Linked DNA regions of Homo sapiens: region 2 is linked to region 1. A link is a loop called in an ENCODE intact Hi-C map of the cell type or tissue named here. Cell type or tissue: GM12878. All regions are shown on one strand. Each heading gives the region's core, and the rest is flanking DNA. Links, peaks and the distances in the headings are about the cores only. Region 1 overlaps C11orf97 (chromosome 11 open reading frame 97). Region 2 has its middle 11 kb from the start of AMOTL1.

Region 1 (2,923 bases), core at 202-2,701:
AAGCAGATTGCTGAGCCCTACCCCTAGCATATTTGGCACAGTATGTCTGCAGTGGAGCCCAAGAATTTGGATTTTTACAAATTTCCCAGGTGATATTGATGCTGCTGGTCCAGTACCCGACTTTGCAAATCACTGACTCAGCAGAACCTAAGTCATTTACATGGTCAGATCATCCAAGGATTTCATCCCGTAGAGGATCTGAGCATTGATAGCTCTTATTGATGGTTCATGTGTGAAAGAGATGCTCTAGGAGCCCCAGAATCCCAGATGTTAGTTTGAAACTGCTGGCGTCCTTCATTTTCATGGTTCCTTCTCAACGATTACTAGATGCATATTTCATGCTCTCAAATCATCAGATTTTTATTGTGACACTCTTGGGTATCAGCAGTTGCTAGAAGAAATAACAAAACTATTACATAGACTCCTTCATTTGTGGAGAATTGTTGGTCAACCTGCAAGTGAGGTCCAAATTCACTAAGGATTCCTAAGAGAGAGGCTGCAGGCCCAGAAGTCCATCATTTCAGATTACATGATGTATGTTGTGCCCACTTTACATTTTTTTTTTTTTTGGATGGAGTCTCACTCTGTCACCCAGGCTGGAGTGCAGTGACACGATCTCTGCTCACTGCAACCTCTGCCTCCTGGGTTCAAGCGATTCTTCTGCCTCAGCCTCCTGAGTAGCTGGGATTACAGGCACACACCACCACGGCCCAGCTAATTTTTGTATTTTTAGTAGAGATGGGGTTTCACCATGTTGGTCAGGTTGGTCTTGAACTCCTGACCTCGTGATCTGCCCACCTCGGCCTCCCAATGTGCTGGCATTACAGGCATGAGCCACCACGCCCGGCCCCACTTTACATTTCTAAAGCAGACATAGAAACTCCTTTGGGTCTTCTCGTATGACCCATTCTTATAAAAGGAGAGACCAATAAAATGGTGAAATTTGCTCCCATAATATCTTCAAGGAAAGTTTTAAAGTCTATTTTGAACTTAATGAATGGATGCAGAATGACCTACTGCATTTCAGCTGGGAAGCCCCGCCTACATGTACTATTTTCCTGGTGTTTAACATTTTTTTCTAAGTCTATACTGTTATATTCTGGATTTATCTTCATTGTTTTAAAAATCTACATAAAAGCTAGTTTATACACTAGCTGTATGTTGTATTATTCTTATTGGATACACTAGATTGTGAGACAGTCTGAGTGAATAGGATGTATCTTTTGGTTTATAAAAATTCATTTTCCTAAGCAATCTTTTCAAATATCCTTTATATAAAATGAAGACTGTCTGGGCTGCTTTTTAAAATAACATCCACTAGAGGTCGCACAGAGGTACTATTTTAGCCTAGAAAAATCTTTCAATGCGGAGAATAGATTCTATAAATTTGGGTTTTAAAATGATCTACTTATGGGAAATCCCGCTGTTTTTAAAATATATATCATGGCTAGAAGCCACATACCATTGGCCAGAACAGAGAATTAGCATCTAGAGAGGGTGCCACACTCTTCCAGCCCAGCCTCAGAGCCTAGAGGCCAGCCATTGGACATTTGCTTCTAATTCGGTTTGCAGTGACCCCTCCTTTATATATCTGATGACAGCCATGGCTTCTTTTCCTGGAAGACACAGTTTGTCACATACGTGCAGAATTCTGCATAAAACTTTTAGAGAATTGTGTGGTTCCTATAGCTGCTATTTTTAAAGATAAGTACATGTTAACCATTTTCTCCTCCCCTTTACTTCTCCTTTGCTACTTCACCTATTCTAATTAGGCATTTGTTCCCATGAGTCCAGGGAAACTGTTCTTTCCAAGATTGCAAATAGCCTTCTTTTTGAAGGTCAAATCCAATGATCCCTCCAACATACTCAACCTCTCTGTAACATCTGATGTAGTTGTTTCCTCCTTCTCTCTAAAAACACTTTCTTAGCTTGGCCTGTAGGTCACAATGCTCCAATTTCCTGGTTTTGCTCCTACCTCTTTAGCTATTCTTTCTCCATCTTCTTTGCTGGCTCTCCCTCCACCTAGCCTGTATAATTTAGAGGTCTCAGTCATGGGCTCTTTTCTCTACCTACCCTCACACCGTGGGATATCTAGCCCTATTGGGCTAATGACTCCAGCATTTTTTATTTCTACCCTATACTTTTCCCCTTAAATCCCAAAACCTACTTGATTCTCCACTTGGATGTCCAATAGGCCTCTCAACCTTAAGATGTCCAGAACCAAAATCTTATTCTCTATTCCCAGGCTTTTAAAAAACCCATAGGTCTTTCCCATATCATGAGATGGTACCACCAAACACCTAGAAGTCAAGTCCTCAAACTCCGTATCCAGTCTATCAGCCAATCCTTTTGAATTCAGTGTATATCCTAAATCCCCCACCAGCACCGTTGCCAAGCCCCTGCCACCTTTTGCAGGCCTGGCAATAGCATCCTATAACAGCCTCTGCTACTGCCCCTGCTACTGTTAATTCTCTGCACTGAAACCGGAGGGATCTTTTACAAACATAAATCGTTACATGTCACCTCCATGCTTAAAGTTGTCTGATGGCTTTTTATTATTCTGAGACTAGATTTCATGCTCCTATGGCCAGCTCACCTCTCTGATCTCATCTCCTATACTTTTCCACTCCACTTTAACCACACAGGCTTTCTTGACATTCTGGAATGTGCCAAATCCATTTTCACCCCTCAGGACATTTAAAGGTCACCCAGACATTCAGATATCTTCCTCTCTCTTCATTCAGGCTTCAACTGCATATGCCATCTTCTCAGAGAGGCCTTTCCACTCCACCAGGTCAAAACAGAAATTGTCCTCCAGGTCACCTTCTAATCCCTATACTGCTTTCTTCTTTCTCCTGTTTTCTATTGCTACCTGAAATTTTATGCAGACAGTCCCCAACTTATTGTGGTTCAACTTATGATT
Region 2 (2,923 bases), core at 135-2,634, 240 kb after region 1:
TGCTCTTTCAGTTTTGCTGTCTGCAGGCCGCTTGTGTTCATCAGCTCAGTTAGACCCTCTGCCTTATCCCAAGGACAGAGGGCTTTCTGTATCCTGAGTTCTTGCCCTATTGTACCAGAAAAATTGGATCACACGTGGGCTTGGAGGATGGGTGCAAGGTTTTATTGAGTGGTGGAGGTAGCTCTGAATGAGGTGGACGGGAAACCAGAAAGGGGATGGAGTTGGAATGTGACCTTCCGCTGGAGTCAGGCTGCTCAGCAGCCAGACTCTCCTCTGACTGCCCCCAACCAAATTCCGCTGTCGATGGCCTGCAGTGTTGGATGGTGTCTGGTGGTGTGCTCTTCTGCTCCTCTCAACGTCCAGCCGCTTGTGTCTGTGCCCGCTAGGGTCTCGGGTTTTTATGGGCACAGGATGGGGGGCGTGGCAGGCCAAAAGCAGCTTTTTGGGTGCAAAAACAGAAATGCCTGTCCTCATTTAGGTTTGTGGGCACAGGCCCGAGGATGGAGCCCTTGCCAGGGACCCCGCCCTTCTCTACCCAGCACTTCCCTGCCCTCCTCCTGTATCATTATTATGACCCAACATAAGGATATATTTTATGTTTAGACCCACAAACACAAATACAAATATAAATATAATTAAACAGAATTTCATGGAATAGCTATTACTCTTATTCGGCTGCATCTGGTATTTCCTATTATATTCTATTTCATTTATTTAAAATGCGGGTCAGGACCCCGTTAAACTGATTTCATGACCCACAATTGGGTGACCAACTACTGTTTGAAAAACATTATTGCTATATAGTGTTACAGAGCAAATACAGAATAAGTCTATTCCTCATTTCTTTCTAAAAGATTTTGAAATATTTGAAGGTTGTCATTATTATTATGTCTTAATCTTCTCTTTTCTACACTAGATATGGCCGAGTTTCCCCATCCACTCCCATCCTGCTCAACACCTTCTGAGTGCTTTCTAGCTGAGAAACATTTCACTTAAAATTTGGCACTGAGACATGAGCACATCACCTCACATATAACTTGGCCAATACGTGGCATTGTGGGACCATTAGACCTCTTGATTTCAACTCCCCTGCCTGAGTTTATATCAATCAGTTAATTAATATTCATTTGGGTATAGTTATAATTACTAATTTACCTAAAATACCTAACCTAGCCCATTTTTTTTTTTCTGTTTTGTCTATTTTGGTATCTTGAAATATTTTTCCTATTTGTTGGGGTGGGGGGATGGGGAGCTCAAATCAAGATGATAATTATTCATGTTTCCTGGATCTGCCCAAAACTCAGGAAATATAAACAAAAAGAAACTATGTGTCTAGCACAGTCTAGCACAGCAATAATTAAAACTCCACGAAAATGACCATATTTGGTAAGAAAATGGCTAACAGGTTAATAATAGTTAATATTTCTAGAACACCTGCTGCAAGTTAAGCACTGGACTAAGAGCTTTACATGTAATTTACTCATGAATTTCTCACAGTCCTGTGAGGTGGATACTATTGTAACCACCGCTTATGAAATGAGGAAAAACGGCTTTACAGAAGTTAAGTCGTTCAGCCAATATCATAGGACTACTAAGTGGCAGAGGAGGGGTGATTCCAGGCCCATCTGGCTGCTAAGTCTGTGTTTTAAAATCTGTAACTGCTTCCCACAGAGAGGAAACCACCTCTGGTGGTTTAAAAAGAGAGAGTGCCTGTAACATGCTGAGAATAATGCTTACATGGAGGCTTAATAAATAGATCTTACTGTCTCCTATAAGAAAAGGGAACAGCTTAGTAGCAAATTCAGGCCACTAAGAGTCCCCAGGAGTCTGTGAAAACTGTCTAGATTCATCACTAACCACAATGGGGCAGGCCTCAGAGTGCTTTCCAGTCGGGAAGTAAGGTCTGGAGTCAAGAAACATCTTTCTTGTACCCATGAGATGGGAGGCAACATAAAATAGTAGTTAAGAGCAAGAGCTTCTCACACCTGTAATCCCAGCACTTTGGTAGGCTGAGGCAGATGGATCACCTGAGGTCAGGAGTTCAAGACCAGCCTGACCAACATGGTGAAACCCCGTCTCTACCAAAAATACAAAAATTAGCTGAGCATGGTGGCGCATGCCTGCAATCCCAGCTACTTGGAAGGATAAGACAGGAGAATAACTTGAACCAGGGAGGCAGAAGTTGCAGTGAGCCAAGACTGTGCCATTGCACTCCAGCCTGGGCAATAGAGTGAGACTCCATCTCAAAAAAACAAAAAAGGCAAGAGTTCTGCAAAAACAGACTTGAATCTTGGCTCTGTTAATTTCATTTAATTAATTTCAAATTAATTTCAGGGTTTTTTGAGGCTTTTGACACAGTTATTAGCTAAAAAATCAAATGTTCAAAGATATGGAGCAGTGCCTAATGTCTGGAGAGCAGCACTACCATTTATTATTTCATTTATAGTTGGGAAAGTTTTTGATGGTACTAACAGATCAAAGTGGTGGCAGGAGGTTTTGGAACGGCTGGTTTAAATGGCTTCAGGAGACTTCAGTGTTTTGTTTAGCTACATGATTGAATGCGTAATAAATGCTTTGTGCTTTTGACTATCAATGCCTAGAGAAAGTGCATCAGTGAAGAGATGCAGGACGTTCAACTGATTGGCAAAAAGCAAGCTTTAGCTTGTCTTACAGGATGCTTAGTTTGCCAGTACACTTCAGACCAATGGGATAGTCATAGATGGCGTGACAGTGTTTAAAGGCAACAAAAGGCTACATCTCCATGTGGCCAGCACTGTCATGAGCCTCACTAAGCTATTTTGAAGATTTTTAAGCAATGATAAATTAAAAAGAAATTATACCCCACCTAAAGTAGTACATAAAGTATAGCAGGATTTCCGTATACTCTGCAATCAGTTCTTTGAAAGAAAAGTCAAAAAGTAGA

Evidence for each region. Hi-C counts contacts between places; a loop is a spot of excess contacts. Peaks named below come from ENCODE experiments on the same cell type or tissue, not always from the same donor. Only the 100,000 strongest peaks of a DNase experiment are listed, where the experiment ranks them.
Region 2: a loop joins it to region 1, with 4 times the contacts of the local background. A loop is called at or near these places in 4 of 110 quality-filtered maps.

Annotation. Positions count from the first base shown.
Region 1 is chr11:94,518,359-94,521,281 of GRCh38, forward strand. The region is part of intron 2 of C11orf97 (chromosome 11 open reading frame 97); the gene reads left to right. Among named protein-coding and RNA genes, the nearest start is that of C11orf97, 7.4 kb to the left of the region's middle. In GM12878, for the core only: a CTCF peak has its summit at 1,300 (motif pointing right); no DNase peak of the experiment used is centred there.
Region 2 is chr11:94,755,817-94,758,739 of GRCh38, forward strand. It overlaps a transcript of AMOTL1 not described here. Among named protein-coding and RNA genes, the nearest start is that of AMOTL1, 11 kb to the right of the region's middle. In GM12878, for the core only: no CTCF peak of the experiment used is centred there; a DNase peak (open chromatin) is centred at 1,576.